Linked DNA regions of Homo sapiens: region 1 is linked to region 2. A link is a loop called in an ENCODE intact Hi-C map of the cell type or tissue named here. Cell type or tissue: psoas muscle. All regions are shown on one strand. Each heading gives the region's core, and the rest is flanking DNA. Links, peaks and the distances in the headings are about the cores only. Region 1 overlaps ENTPD7 (ectonucleoside triphosphate diphosphohydrolase 7). Region 2 overlaps GOT1-DT (GOT1 divergent transcript).

Region 1 (8,342 bases), core at 246-8,245, 280 kb before region 2:
AAACCACTTCTTTTTGTTCTGACAGTATCCCCAATACAAAGTTAAAAAAGGGGCCGGGCACAGTGGCTCATGGCTGTAATCCCAGCACTTTGGGAGGCCTAGGTGGGCAGATCACTTGAGCCAGGAATTCAAGACTAGCCTGGGCAACATGGCAAAACCCCATCTCTACAAAAAAAATACAAAAATTAGATGGGCATGTTGGTGTGTGCCTGTAGTCCAAACTACTTGGGAGGCTGAGATGGGAGGATCACCTGAGCCAGGGAGGTTGAGGCTGCAGTGAGTCAAGATCGCACCGCTGCACCCCAGCCTAGACAACAGAGTGAGACCCTGTCTGTTTAAAAAAAAAAAAAAAAAAAAGGAAAGGTGACAGACTAGGAGAAAATATTTTCCATATTTATAATAAATTAAAAGATTAATAACCGGAAAATAAGTAAAGGACATCAATACACAATTACCACAAAAACAATGATTAATGGCCAGTAAACATGAAAAGCTGTTCAGCTTCACTTATAATCAGAGAGGAGCAAATTTAAAAAATAAGTACCATTTTGTGCCTATCAAATTGGAAAAAAGTGAAAAAAAAGATAATCAGGTATTGCCATGGGCATAGGAAAATGGATACTTTCAAATATTCCTGGTGAGAGCATGAGTCAGTACAGTTTTTTCCAGAAGGCAATTTGGCAATATCTTTTTTTTTTTTTTTTAGAGATGGAGTCTCACTCTGTCACCCAGGCTGGCAATATCTTTTAAAAGTTAAATGGGTAATTCTTTGGCCCAGCAAATGAACTTATTAGTGTCAGTCCTAGAAACAGTCCAATGCAACAAAGACCTTTTGTATGAGAAAATTCATCATAGAATTGTGATAGTGAAAAATTGGAAACAACCTAAATAGTTAAAAAACTATGGGCCGGGCACAGTGGCTCACGCCTGTAATCCCAGCACTTTGGGAGGCCGAGGTGGGCGGATTACCTGAGGTCAGGAGTTCAAGACCAGCCTGGCCAACATGATGAAACTCTGTCTCTACTAAAAAATACAAAAATTAGCCAGGCGGGGTGGCACACGCCTGTAATCCCAGCTACTTGGGAGGCTGAGGCAGGAGAATTGCTTGAGCCCTGGAAGTGGAGGTTGCAGTGAGCCAAGATCATGCCATTGCACTCCAGCCTGGCAGACAGAGTGAAACTCTGTCTCAAAACAAAACAAAACAAAAAAAACTATGGTATATCCATACTGTGCGATACTGCACAGCAGTTTAATAAGATCTCAATACATAGTGTATATTGCTAAGTGAAAAAAAGCAAGTGACAGAACAATATGTTTTTTAAAAGCACAAAACTATATATTTATTTCTCTATAAACATACTAAAGTACAAGTATGCAGAAACTGGTAACAGTGACTACTCTGGGGAACTGGGATGGATTGAAGAATAAGGGGAATTTTAGGTTTATCAATTTTGTTCGAATTTCTTTCATTGTAAGCATATTTGCTTGTGAAATTAAAAATGTGTGTATTTTAAGTGCTCTGATAGGAGGATGTGGAGGTTTGTGTGTGGTTATCCACGCCTGGCCATTTTCAATGTGAACTTTGGGTTACTGCCTTTCCTATTGCCTTCTTTCCTTTGTGACAGGTGGGCTTGGGCATCAGCACGCTGCTGATGTATGTCCCAACTCCTCTGGCCGCCACTCACCAGTCAGGCTCCTTGGCTTTGCTCACTGGTGCTCTTTGGCTGATGAATGAACTCCGAAGAGTCCCAAAATGATTCTTAGAGGACCAGCCTCCTGGGACTGTGACTGCTTTTGAGAGCTCTTCAGAGATCATAAGAACTTGGGCTTTTCTACGAGATGACCTTGACATACCAAGTGGTTTCCAAATGGTCAACTTACTTAAAAATCTTTTCCTGTTTTGAGATAGTCACTGGATCAAGAATGCATTAAGTGTGGTTACCCTAAATGTTCCCTTTTAAATCTGCTTTTCATGTTGAAAATCAGTTTTAATGTAGAGAAAGAAATGTCTGCCATTTGCTGCTTAACAGGCTTTGTGTCAGGTTTTTCAGTGTTGGCAAGCTCTTGGTTCTACGTGGATGATTTCTACGTGGATGTTCTCCTGAGTCCTTAATTCTGCCTAAATAGAATTTCTTTATGATCTTAACTTCACTTCCATTAGGTGAAGATTGAAAGGATAGGATTGACATACCCAAAGTAGCCAGCTGGTCTTCAGCAAAAAAAAAAAAGCTAATGTCTTCTAATATCCTGATTTTCAGAAATGGGGAAATTGCAGATTTTGACAAGCTTAATGTGTATATGTAGCAAAATGGTTTTTAAGTACTTGGAAAAGGAGGTAATCGCCAAATAGTTCCATTTTTTTTTTTTTTTTTGAGACAGAGTTTCACTCTTGTTGCCCAGGCTGGAGTACAATGGCGTGATCTCAGCTCACTCTGCAACCTCCACTTCCCAGGTTCAAGCGATTCTCATGCCTCAGCCTCCCGAGTAGCTGGGACTACAGGCACAAGTCACCATGCCTGGCTAATTTTGTATTTTTAGTAGAGAAGGGGTTTCACCACATTGGCCGGGCTGGTCTTGAACTCCTGACCTCAGGTAATCCGCCCATCTCGGCTTCCCAAAGTGCTGAGATTACAGGCATGGGCCACCACGCCCAGCTAGTTCCTCTTTTGATAAGGCTGTTAACATTACAAGGTCAGAGAGAGGAATGGAATCGACAGTATAAATTGGTTCCTGAGAGGGTTTCCTAACAGCTTTGTAATAAGAAAAATATGGCCTTGATGGTGTAGTGCATGGACATCTACCCAGATAAACAAATTGTTGACTGCTGAATTAATGTGATTTTGGTCTCTATTGATATTTCATAGGGCCCTGTCTTATTCAACTTTACTTTTAAAATCAGTGATTTGGATGAAGGCATCAGAAACATCTGATTTGAGGATGGAGCAACCCAATATTGCTAATATAATAGATGACAGTGGCAACTGAAAACAGTCCCAGAATGACCCCATCGAGATGAAATTAAACAGATTAGAAATGTAACATACTCATTTAAATTAAATAAGTTGTATAAGTTTGGGCTGAAGAAACCTGGCCTTATATCATTTCATATAAAAAAGACGGGATTTTAGTTGTCCTCAGGTTCAATATGAACCAAGTAGTATTCATGTTGTTATTATATGATAACAGAAAAATTAGTGGTACTTCAGGTTTTATCAGTAGAAGTGTCACAGCCATAGTCAAAATACCCCTAACATACTGCATTTCACTCTGGGTACCAAATTTAAGCAAGATATTGATGGCCACTAAGTGTGTATCCAGAAGAAGAGATCAGAATGATGAGTCCAGAACCCCTGTCACACAGGGAATAGGTGAAGGAACTAGGGATATTTAACTGGAGCAGAGAACATCTGGAGAGAGAGCAAGATTCCTGTCCTTGAGAAGTTGAAGCCGTCTCATGCAGAAGAGGGAATGAGCTTCCATTATGCTGCAGAGCTGGCAGCAATGGATGAAAGTTGCAGGAAGTTAGTTTTAGTTCTGTAGAAGGCAAGAGTAGGGTAGACCAAATCAAATGCTCACTGGGGTCAGGCTGATGGAGACAGTAACACTGGCGAGCAGGTGCCCCAGCTCGGACTATACTGCTGAGTTCTGGTCTGTTGCTGCCACTCTACAGGTCCAGGGTTGTTAGATCTTCTGGGTTTTTGTTTTGCTTTTTGAAATAAGGAAAATAAGCTTATCTTAAGTTTATTTTTCCTTGGATATACCTAGATTCCATACAGTGACAATACAAATACAAAGGAAGAACATCTGGATTTCATCCTTGACCTCATTTACAAAGCAAAAAGAGATGCTGGATTCAGATATAAATGTTTAATTTTGCAGTGTTTAAGTCAGCAAATCTTCTGTTTTTTAAAAATAAGCCACATATCTAGATTTTTCTGTGAAAGCTCTCAATTAAGTGTTGGGAACTAATTTCAAGATTTTAAAAAATGTTATGCAGGCTTAACGTGTCTGAGAGCCATAAATGACCTAACGTTTCCCGTTAGTCTCTGAACTAGGTGATCTCAGTTCTCTTTCAACTCCAGTACTCTGTAAGTTTCTGTGACCTGTAGTGTACCATTCTCAGGTGGTGATATGGTTTGGATGTTTTGTCCCCTCCAAATCTCATGTTCAAAGTGTGACATTCAGTGTTAGAGGTGGGCCTAGTAGGAGGTATTTGGGTCATGGGGGCGGATCCCTTATGTATGACTTTGTGCCATCCCCATAGTAATGAGTGAGTTCTCACTCTGGTTGTTTATGCAAGAGCTGGTTGTTTAAAAGAGCCTGGAACTTCCTCCTCTCTCGCTTGCTCTCTCTCACCATGTGACACACTGGCTCCCCTTCACCTTCTGCCATGATTGTAAGCTTCGTGAGGCCCTCACCAGAAGCAGATGCCAGCGCCATGCTTCCTATACAGTTCTATGCAGAACAGTGAGCCAAATAAACCTCTTTTCTTTCTAAAAATTGTCAGTATTTCCTTATAGCAATGCAAGCCGACTAACACAGGTGATTCTTAGCAAAACAGTTTGTCAATTTTTCATAAATGCTGGACCCTGGCTGGGCTTATGCTATTGCCTAGAAGAGATTCCCAACTTCTCTCTTATTTGAATCTTAGAAAAATCCCAAAGCCCAAGCCTCATCTAAGACCAATTAAGTCACAATCCCTGGAGGAAGTAAAAGGCATATTTTTAAAGTTCCCCAGGTGATTCCAATGTGCAGACAAGTCTAGGGACCACTGGCTTAGGTCCTAATAGCCTAGTTACCTTAGAAAGTTCTGACTAGCTTATTCCCATTCCCTTCTAATTTCCACCCCACCTTATCATTTGATCTGCTATGTTGCTCCTATTAGTATGTTAGTAGGATATGGTCTCTTCTGGATAGAATCCTTCAAAGAAAGGGAACTGTAGTTCCTGAGGCAGGTTCCCACACCATCCTCTCCTGATCCTCAAACCCAGGTTGTCCTTAGTTAGTAACTGAGTCAGCAGAGGGCAGTATGACCCAACCCAAAGAACCATATATTAATGCTTCTACAGTTGCCTCCAAGGAAGTAGCAACTCATGAGTAAGTTAAGGTTTCAGATGTTTTACTTCATTTTTCTTTTATTACAGATGATGAGTACATTTGGAAAAACAACTGGTTGCATTTAGCTATATAACTGTATTATATCTATGAGCTTCTGGTGAATGATTATCTTAGGGTTTTTTTTGTATTTATGTTATTCCCAGCACTCCCAGACACATATCAAATATTGAATTAGTGAATGCATGAATGGAAAATGGATAATTACAGATTGATGTTCCAAATACCTTTTTCCAAAAAAACAAGTCATCACATACCTATAGGATTAAATAGATTTCCCTTAATATTTTCAAAGGTCTCTCTGCACTTACGTCCATTGTTTTTAAAACATGAAGGAAATTAAAACACATGGCTTTCTTAATCAGTCAACCTAGAATTTTTTGTCTGTAACTTAGACTGACAAATACTATCTATTGTAGCAGGGGTAATGACTAGCAACTCCCTAAAGCAATGTTGGTTGCAGAGATCAACACTGATAATCATGATTTTAGGATAACCAGTTTATCTACAGCTACCCTTGTGGTCCTGGGATGAATGGTGGGTTATATATCAGCATATGTAACACATATACCCATGTCCCTGCATAAGGGAGAATGCATCACCTCTCTAACATGCATCACACATTTTCCTCAACACTGACCTAAAATGTTTGTCAGTGAGAATTTTAAGAATTCAAAATTCAACAAAATTATTGTTTAATGTGAAGCAGTAGAAAAAACAGAGTCTTAACAACTCCCCAAAGCAATGTAATACAGGCAGCCTTTGGTTTTTTAAAGTGTAGATCATAATAAAAAGATGTCTTTCACTACACTCCGCAGAGGCCATTGATCAAGGTAGAAATAAAGGGGGAGTACATGGCATGTACTTCAGGACTTCAACTAAAGGGTAATTGTGGAATGAGAATTTCAAATACAACATAGTAACTGAAACACTAGAAACCAAAGTATGTGTCTGGGATCCCTGCTTGCAGAAAAACATTTATGAAGCTAGTAAGGGGCGTCTTCACCAGCAGCAGGCCAAATGCCGGCAAGTGCTCTGTAGGAGGGGCCACTTAGGAAAGTACCAGGGCTGCCTTGGAGTGGAGAAGGAGGAGTGGCCACCAGAGGGTATACAAGTGGTTGCCCTTTAAAAGAAGAGGCTCAGGAGCAGACATGTCTTTATGCTAGCCTGAAGTCATGCATGTGTGGCTATACATAGCCTGTGATTCAGAAGACTTTTCAACTTTGGTTTTCATAAAAATGGCAAGCAATGATGGATTACATTTTAAAAGTGAAAGCCCTTGTAGTATGAGTAATGATTCAGTTTTACTAATAAAAGGATCTCCGTATTGCTCAGATTTTCAGAGAAACAAAATGGTCAACTGGTGTGTTATTCCTTCCTCGTCCCTCTGATAACGGTACTGACAAACTGGAAAATAATGAAATATTAGAGCAAAAGAGAAATGTGTAATAACACAAGAGAAGTCTATTAGGATATAAGGAAGATAAGTAGACAGAGCAGGCTTAAAATGAAGCTTGAACAAGCCATCTGCAGAAACAGAAAACAGGGTAGATGGGACACCCAAACAGGGTGCCACAGCTTTCCAACTTAGATCCAGGTTATGAGAGAATGAGCCAAGAACACAACCTAAAAGTTTTCAATTTGAGGTATATTCACTGTTGCTATTCTATAGTATTAATCAAAATATTATTGACTAATAATCCTGTTATTATTAATCACAACTTTTGGTTTTGAGTCTTAGTTTTTTAACAGCAATATTTTTTGTAACACCAGGAAAATCCTCACAAGTTATTGCCCCAGGGGCTGGAATCTGGAGCTAGCGTCCCTAAGAGACTAATATGGGAGAATTTGAAACATCTGCTATTTCTACCATAATTCTTATTCCCAATCAACATTACACCACATACCACAGCAAAAAGGACAATTAGATACTAGTTTTGAATTAATTTGAAAAGTTTAAAGACAACAAAAAGAAACAGCCCTCTGTTTCTGTAACAGAGTCTGGAAACTGCCCAAGAATTACAACGAAGTTCTTTAATGAGGTAGATGTAATAGGCATTTATACCTTCATCTAGGCTGTAGTCATCTAATGAATTGCTTGGATGTTGTAGTAAAGGAAATTGTATAAAATTGTTTTAAAAAGATGTATAAAATTTAAAAGTACGAAAAGAAATACAGGAACAAGAATAGATGTAGTGAAAACTTGGCACTATTTCTGACAAAGTATTTTTTTCAAAGTTTATTCCTAAATGTGAGCAAAGCAGTCATAAATGAATGTCAGAAGCAGTTGTAAAGATGGGGCATGGTTAGTTGTGGCCAGCTGTTTTATAAAAAATAGATTCTGTTTATACTTGCAGAAAGATTCTGTTAATGAGCATTTCATTGTAGCTGACAAAGTAGTTGGGCTAGGAGGCCAGTCACTATGACTTTGCACATATTACAACTGCTCTAGGCCTCAGTTTTATCACCCATATAAATCAAGGGGGTTGACCAGAAGCTTTAAAACTCTTCTGAAATTTATTATGATTACTATTAGAAACTCTGTTCCCACCAACCTTATCATCAGGGGTTATGGATAAAATAGGAGGCTCTTTTGGGCAGCCTGGTCTTCTAAACCAAAGGACAAAATGCTCTTCCCAAAATCATATGATTTTTCTACCTTGTCTTCTGCCTTTAGTTTCTAATCTTGTCTAGCCTCTTTGTTTGATAGATGAGAACCGAACCAGAGATGGTAAGTGACTGGCCTGGGGTACCAGAGCTAGTAAATGACAAAGCCAGAACTAGAATCCAGGTCTGCTATTCGTTAAGCCTACTGTTCTTTCCCTTAAGTGATACCACTCACTTGTCTTTCATCCCTGACAAAAAACAAAACATAAAACTGTGAGAAGCATCTGTTTAGATGATATCAGTGAGAAGTATAAATTATTTCAAAAATATAAATATGGATGTGATAATAAATGTTAATGCCTAAAAACACTAGCTTAGCAAGTGCATGGCAGACATTTTTCAGCAATCACTGGATATGATCTTGAAGTTAAAGGAATCTCTTAGGATGAGGAGGGGGTGGGGCAGGATACTTTGGAAGACATTTGGAGAATAAATAGAAGATTGGTGGAAAGTGATGAAAATTTCCCAGACCAGAATAGACACTGTGGACTACTAGAGCAGGGAGGGAGAGAGGAGGGCATGGATTAAAGAACTATCTGTTAGGTACTATGCTCACCACC
Region 2 (8,342 bases), core at 157-8,156:
TTAAAATAAAAACTGGCTGGGCGCGGTGGCTCAGGCCTGTAATCCCAGCACTTTGGGAGGCTGAGGTGGGCAGATCACCTGAGGTTGGGAGTTCGAGACCAGCCTGACCAACATGGAGAAACCCTGTCTACTAAAAATACAAAATTAGCCGGGTGTGGTGGCGCATGCCTGTGATCCCAGCTACTTGGGAGGCTGAGGCAGGAGAATCACCTGAACCCAGGAGGTGGAGATTGAGGTGAGCCGAGATCATGCCATTGCACTCTAGCCGGGGCAACAAGAGCAAAACTCCATCTCAAAAACAAAAACAAACAAAAAACAAAAACTAGCCAGCAGGGTGGGTTGTGCTTATAATTCCAGCTACTTGGGAGGCTGAGGTGGAAGGATTGCTTTTGCCCAGGAATTTGAGGCTGTGATAAGCTATGATCATGCCACTGCACTCCAGCCTGGCAACAGAGACTCCATCTTAAAACAAAAAAGCCTACAAAGCTTAGATACAAAAAAAAGATTCCTGATTGAAAAAGTTGGAGACTCATTGCTTTAGTTATGCAAAAGATTAAAATACACACAAACAACCTTACCCCTTTAAACAATTTTGACATTGTTATGTAATTCTCTGTAGGCCCTATGCCTCTTCCATTTCTAGAGCAAGATGTTTCTGTGTTTGGAACTTGGAAGTGTTGTCATGGAAATGAATATGATGTCAAAAAACAAATACAGTGATTTTATCATAGGAACAATGACCTCCCATGTTCTTTTTAAACACAACTATTAAACCAGTAATACACTAAAACATGATTTTAGAAATATGCTCTACCTCAAAGGGAAGTTGTGGGAATGATTTTTAGACATGATTTGATATCAAATATTCTGACTTTCTGGGGCAAAAGCATAATATAATTTCAAAAACAGTAACACTTTATGCATTCTTACATTTAGTAAGTTTTTACCGTGTGGGATGCAATATGGCACCATGGAGAAGTGACCCTGGAGGCAGACTGTGTTCATATCCCCACCATTGTCTAGCTGTGCCATCGTGGGCAAGTTACTTAATTGCTCTTTGCCTCAATTGCCTCATCTGTTAAATGGAATAATTAGACCACCTGCTTCACTTATACAACTTGAATGAGTTAGTGTTTGTGAAGAACTTAGAACAGTACCCAACATATAATAAGCACTATATAAATTCTTTTAAATAAACCTTTGTGATGTGTTAGACACGTATAAGTAGTGAACTAGTATCTATTAAACACTTGTTGCAGAACAAGTAATAATCATTAGGCAATTTTACATCTATTCTAATTAAAACTCGGATGCAAATATCCTCATTCATTCCTTCAGCCAATATTTATTGTCTGTTCGATGTCAGGAGCTGTTCTCGGTCTTTGGATACAGAATTGTGGGATTCATTTTTTTTCTTCAATTCTCAAGTTCAGGAGTACATGTGCAGGATGTGCAGGTTTGTTACATAGGTAAATGTGTGCCGTGGTGGTTTGCTGCATAGATCATCCTGTCACCTAGCTATTCAGCCAAGCATCCATTAGCTGTTCTTTCTGATGCCCTCCTTCCTCCTACTCCCACCCCTGACAGGCCCCAGTGTGTGTTATTCCCCTTCATGTATCCATGTGTTCTTCATCATTCAGCCCCACTTATGAGAACATGCAGTATTTGGCAGTATTTGGTTTTCTGTTCCTGCGTTAGTTTGCTACGGATAATGGGGATTCATATTTTTAAAAATCACTAATTTATTAACTAAGGAGCATCAATAGCTCCCCAGATTTCCAGATCAACTCTAAACTGTAGCACACCACATTGTTCTTTATTTAAAAATAGTTTCTCATAGTATCTGAAGTTTTAAGTTACTACACACATACATACTTTGCTTTGGAGAATTACTTTTTCCTGTCCTACTTCATTGTCATTGTTAGAAACTATCTAAATTTTCTATTCCTGTGAAGTGTCTCTCAAGCCTGTTTTTAAAAAATTTTTATTTATTTTTGTTGACTCAGCAGGTGACTTGTTACACACGCCTTAGTGGATTCGACTTCCATGGCCACTGTCCTGCTTCAAACCTGTCATTTTTATTTTCAATGAAAACTTGATTTTTTTTTAGGCTACAAAAATAATACATGTGTTTACTCTTTTTCTGTTAAAGCAAAGCTACAATGCATAACTGTATGCCTACATACCTATCTTTGAAAACTTGTATAAATTTCTTTAGGATAGATTCCTAGAGGAGAAATTGCTTGGTCAAATGGTATTATGTGCATTTTGACTGTTATTACCAAAATACAAGAAAAGGCTTTATTCATTGACAGTCTCCCCAATAGTGCATGTCATTGCTCTTTTCCCTCAACACTATTTTTTGAACATTTAAAATGTTTGTCAGTCTAATGGGTAAACATTGATAAATCAGCGTGGTTTCAATTTTATAATGAGGATGATTTTGGACATGTTTACTGGTTATTTGTATTTATTCTTTTCTGAATTTCTTTATATCCTAATTTTTCCACCAATACAATGAAGCTCTGACTATATAACAGATGTGACTAATAAGCATGTTGCAAATATTCTTCCATGTTATCACATATTTATTTATGGTGTCTATAGCCATGCAAAGTCAATTATTTTCTTTATAGCTTCTGAGATTGTGCCATGATTAGGAAAGTCTATTCTACCCTAATACTATGTTTCAAATATATTATTTTCCCTATATTGTTTAAAATATTTAAATCTTATATCCATCTATAATTTATTTTGTGCAAAGGAGAAACCAATTTTTTAATATATCAAACAAATCTGACATAATTGACGGTCACAACATCAGATGAAAATCTGTGCTTGAAAAGGTGCATTGTTTTTAAAAGAGTTAAATACAATCTTGCCATCTTGAGAGTTCCAGAACTCTCTACAGCCAATGCAAGGGCCTTTTCTAGGACAGTTTCCCGTCATACTCCAGGCCTCACACATACCGGCCAAATAAAAATGCTATTGTGATACCAATAGTGATTAGAAATAATACTTTATTTTCAGTAATTAACAAAAGTCAGATATCCTGAAAATCAAATAATTGGCAAGTGAGTTTATATTTTAACCTGATAATTTCCTTCTCATAAATGTTTAATTGTATGTTAGACATAAATCACTCAAGAAAGCATTTTATAGCGGCACCTTCTTTTCTGGCATCTATTTTCAGGTTTATAGAAAATGGCTAGGCCAGGCACAGTTGCTCATGCCTGTAATCCCACCACTTTGGGCTGCTGAGGCGGGTGGATCACTTGAGGTCTGGAGTTCTAGGCCAGTCTTGGCCAACATGGTAAAACACCATTTCTACTAAAAATACAAAAACTTGCCAGGCGTGGTGGCAGGCACATGTAATCCCAGCTACTCGGGAGGCTGAGGCAGGAGAATCACTTGAACCTGGGAGGCAGCAGTTGCAGTGAGCCAGGATGGTGCCACTGAACTCCAGCTTGGGCGACACAGCAAGACTCTGTCTCAAAAAAAAAGAATTCTGGATGAAAAAGTCCTAGAGATGTGTTGCACAACAATGTGCATATAGTAAACACTAATATACAGTATACTTAAAAATGATTAAGATGGTAAATACATGTTTTTTTACCACAATTTTAAAAAGAGTTAATTATGTCTTGTGGTTTATGTTTTTAATCAACCAACAAATATTTGAGTACCTAGATACCTTATTGTGGAGGATACCAAGAAGTGCAATTGATGGTTTCAGTTCTCAAGGAACTAGCAACCAAGTTGGGAGAAAATATTGAGTATACATAAAAGTTAATTAACAATCTCAGGCAATAGAATGATACCAAATGAGGAGAAGAGACATAAAGTCTTCTAGGCAGGAATCTTTTTGGGCTACAGTGATAGAAATATTCATTAGGTACTTAAATGGCTTTCAAACCATTTTAATACATATTTTCTAAATTGACCCTTTTAATAAATCTAGGAGGTATTATCTCCATTTAACAGATGAAATAAAAGCTCAGAGACTGTAATTTGCCCAACTTCACATGGCAGAGCTGGGAACTAGACTCAACGTCTTTCAGTGCTTATTCCTAGTGGGATTTATCTAAATTGGCATTGAAGATTTGCTGCCAAAAGAGTTTTCAGGGTTAAACAGAATCCAAATGTGCTAGGATTACCATGGTTTTGTATTTGCTAAAATTAGAATTATTCTGTCAGCTTGCTAAAGAGCATCAAGTAACTTTAGTAAAAAATAACAGATCATTTTTTCTTGCTGTTTACCGGTTAGGGAAACTCAAATCATACTGTGATAGAATGACGACGAGCATACAAGGCTTCAATTTCACTACTTATACACAGCCATTTAGCCAACTGCAGTCCCATGAAAGACATTCTTTACCCATCTTGTCTGACACCACTCCTTAAAGTCATAATACACATACTGTATTTGAGCTAGTTCTGACCTGACCCACGTATGACAGAGAGCAACACTAACACAGCAGAATAAAGGCAGTGAATAAGAATTTAGAAGCACTTATCAGGGCTAAGACTATATGAGTTACACACATTTTTTAAAACTACATCCTGCTATTTCAGTAGATTGACTTCTATCCAGAACGTGCAGGAGCATTAGGTCTGTTCATACAATAACCCTATCTGATTACCCAGGGTCAAGCTACTGTTTATCTTTACTAGACAGAACCCATATCCTGAGTGGGGGACCTCAAACCTTCCGTGTTTTTTGCATTACCTGGTGCACCACTTCCAGGTAATGCAGGCTCTGACATTCTTTATACATAATCACCTAAACCATAATAAAAATACTCCAATTTTTTGTTTTTTTTTAATGGTAAAAGTAAACACAGACACAGGGGTCAGGAGCTTTGCCTTTATTTTCCTTCTCAAGAGTGCTCAACATTTTGCAAAAGAAGGATAGTGCTGCCCTCTACTGCTCAATGTTGAAATATTATTAATAAACGAGGTTCCTACTAGCTTTGTGTACTAGATTACCACAATTTATTACACTGTTTTAAACGAACCCTTTAAGAGTTATTTAAAAGACTGTGTTCTTGGCAAACACATTGAATTTGTTTCCTTCATTATCTCTTCATATACCTTCATCTTGTACCAAAGAGTAGGATTTTAGGACACGACACAACCAAAAGAAGGACATTACAACTTTGGGGAAGAAAGCTTAACATGGCTCTAGAAGTAAGAGACTGTACTGGTGATCCATTTAAGGAGAAACGGGGCAAGGAGAGGAAATTTTCTTCTGACTTCAAGGTCTGTAGCCTTCCCATTCTTCTGTTATTTGGAGTGTCTTCATTTGTTTTTTTGCTAAGGCAATCCATTTCCTTCTTTCTGTTTCTTTGGAGAAGGCTGCTGCCCCAGGATGTGGAGAGAATAGTGTTTCTAAAACATTTTTCTATTCTTCAGAAAAAGATAATATAGCTATACAAAGGGCTATCATTAACATTTACATTTTAATTAATTATTAATAAAGTTGTCTTATTACCTTTAAATTGCCTTGAGATTTTATAGATCTCTACAAAGACTTCTTGGAGGGCTCTAGATATTTTGAAAATTGTGTTCTCTGTTTTCTTTTCCATTTGAAAAATATTTCGGAGTACATGCCTGCAAGGGGCCAGATCAGGCAGACTTCAAAGAGAGTTTGCCTAACCATTAGCACCCTACAGCAACCCAGGGACGAATTTCCTCATATGACAATAGTAAAAACAATAATTTCTATAACTGTGTTAAATGTGTGTATATCAACACTAAGCAAAATTCTTTTTAAAAGTAAATTACATATAAGAATATTAAAACTCAGACACATCAAGTAATTTACTCAAAGTTTCAAAACTATAAGAGGCAAAGCTAGAATTTGACTCCAGGCCCCAGCCTACGTACTGTTCTAGTATACCGCTAGTAATTTAATAAAAAAGCTAAACAAATCTCAAAGGCAAGTGCTTGTAAACAACATCTGTGATGATAATAACGGTCCCAGTTAATACCTGAGTACTAAGTGTCAAGTACAATTCAGTTTTGTATGAAATCATTTAATTAAATTAAATCATTTAATCCTCATAGCAATCCCATGAGGTAGAACTATTATTATTCCCAGATGAGGAAACTGAGGCATACAGAGGCAATCTAGTTCCAGAGGCCATGCTTTTAACCATTATGCTAAACTGTTTCTTAAGCAACATACGAAAACTATACAACACAATTTCTAAATGGTGCCATGGAACTTAGTCACGTTCAACAAGTAAGTAAAACCATCAGTAGTTTTCAGTCCTATTGATCTATCTGTTATACAAAGATTTCAGCAGCTTTAAATAAAGTTCTGCATATGTGGGTACTCAGTTCAGGAACTAACCTTAGACCGTGTCCACTCTATGCCCTTCTATGAGGTAGGAAACAGAAAAATACCCTCACTTGGTTCAATCCATGTGTGCGGATTATGGGAGGAGTCATACGTAAGGGAGGGAAGGAGAGAACTGAGGGAAGAGAAGGAGACATGATTCCATGAAGGCACACTCACGAAACAAGCCAGTGAATTTGAGAGGAGAGGTGATAAAGGATCACTTTCCTTAGGAAGAAGAGTAAACTCATTACAGTGGGAGAACAGCAACACCTCAGGAGCCCTATGCTTATCTTATCGCACACTATTTAGCCACACTGTGCCTCTATAACAGATCTCATACGGCTTTGGTTTTTAAAGAAACATTTGCTCAGCACACAACTCAGCTTCTAAATAATATCCTACCCATAGTGCCAGCACTCACCCAAATATAACGACTCCAAAGAATGACAAACTCATCCCTCCCCTGACTTTTTCCTAAGTTTAGACCTTCGGGTATTCAGGGGCAAGACTGAGTAAAATAAGCATGTGTGGCCTGGTGCAGTAGCTCACGCCTGTAATCTCAACACTTTGGGAGGCCGATTGCTTGGCCCAGGAGTTCGAGACCAGCTTGGCCAACACGGCGAAACCCCATCTCTACAAAAATTAGCTGCGCATGTTGGTGCACACCTGTGGTCCCAGCTACTTGAGAGGTTGAGGTGGGACAATCACCTGAGCCCAGGAGGCAGAGGTTGCAGTGAGCCAAGATCGTGCCACTGCACTCCAGCCTATGCAACAGAGTAAGGCTCTGTCTGAAAAAAACCCAAAACACCATCCACATGCAGATTTACTTACAGGTTCATGCAGTGCTCACTGCTCTTCTTGCCTGTCCAGCCCTGCAGGCTTCAGATTTCCAAGACAGTATGTTCTAAAGGAATTCATTCCAGGTGATGCTGTTGCTATATGGGTTCCCAGTTCCTCTTTTCCACTTCTTTTGAAGAAAAGGTTTCAGGGACAGGAGCAGGGGAAGGCAGAAGAAAGATGCTAGGAGGACTTCTGAACAGACAGTCATAAGGAAGGCAGGAGGCAGTGAGAACACCAGGCTCTTTCTCTTCTGACCCTTACTGCTCTTTCCCTGGACACTCACTTTATCTGGCTGCCTACCTGTCTGGGCAGCATCCAGCTCTTGAGTTGTTTGCTTGAATTATCCATTCAGCAAGGAGGCAGTGTTGAGTCAATTCTAAGCAATTCTAAATTTAAAGTGTTAAAATTAGCGATGACTTGGAAAGCATTCTGTTTATTTCAAGACTGGCATTAAATTAGAGGGGCAGCCTACAAGGCTCAAGACAGAAAGGTACTGCACTTAATCTCCAAGAACCTCACACTCCCTAGGAAAGCAGTTTGAGACTTGGATCCTACATAATATATAGGCTTCCTTCTCCCCCAGTAATTGCCTTTTAAAATTCAGAGCAGATATTGTGGGGACATGGAGAAAAACTGCACATGGCACCTTCTTTGTCCCTATCAGCATTGGCTTGATTATGGGGCGGCTTAGGATGTTAATAAATATTTGGTCTTCGCCAACATTGTTTAGGTAACCTAGGGTTGTTTTTCTCCCAGGGAATGACGTAGGGAGTGACCATGATATTGCTGGCCAACGCTGTGAAGATCATACTTTTAAATCAAATTCTGGGAAGGTTAGGCTATACAATGCCCCCCTCAGCAGTTGCCCTCTGCCCCTGCTTTTGGAAGCACTGAAAGTTCGTTGTCATTTGACCTTCAGTGTTGAACTTGTAATGCTTAAAATGTTATTAGTGAAACACTGTGGGCAGTTACCTTTAAAACCAGAGGCAATGTTTTGGAAAAGAAATAGATAACACAAAAAGTTGACGGATGTTATACAAAGTTCTTTGGCTTGTGTTTATTACTCTGAATGAAAATTCATTTTAAGATTTATAGTATTATCCAGTGGAGAGGGGCTGTGATATTGTTTTCTTCTGAAACACCAAGAGAATTGACT

What was found. Hi-C counts contacts between places; a loop is a spot of excess contacts. Peaks named below come from ENCODE experiments on the same cell type or tissue, not always from the same donor. Only the 100,000 strongest peaks of a DNase experiment are listed, where the experiment ranks them.
Region 1: a loop joins it to region 2, with 11 times the contacts of the local background. A loop is called at or near these places in 49 of 110 quality-filtered maps.

Annotation. Positions count from the first base shown.
Region 1 is chr10:99,708,002-99,716,343 of GRCh38, reverse strand. ENTPD7 (ectonucleoside triphosphate diphosphohydrolase 7) reads right to left here. Exons shown (of 13, transcript NM_020354.5): 13 at 5,103-8,342. COX15 (cytochrome c oxidase assembly factor COX15) reads left to right here. Exons shown (of 9, transcript NM_078470.6): 9 at 1,626-5,476. The coding sequence ends at 1,757. Among named protein-coding and RNA genes, the nearest start is that of COX15, 20 kb to the left of the region's middle. In psoas muscle, for the core only: a CTCF peak has its summit at 5,038 (motif pointing right); no DNase peak of the experiment used is centred there; H3K27ac peaks cover 638 bases.
Region 2 is chr10:99,432,776-99,441,117 of GRCh38, reverse strand. GOT1-DT (GOT1 divergent transcript) reads right to left here. Exons shown (of 5, transcript NR_183993.1): 2 at 7,487-7,572; 3 at 7,178-7,378. Among named protein-coding and RNA genes, the nearest start is that of GOT1-DT, 6.0 kb to the right of the region's middle. In psoas muscle, for the core only: CTCF peaks have their summits at 4,914 (motif pointing left) and 7,545; no DNase peak of the experiment used is centred there; H3K4me3 peaks cover 2,331 bases; H3K27ac peaks cover 3,219 bases.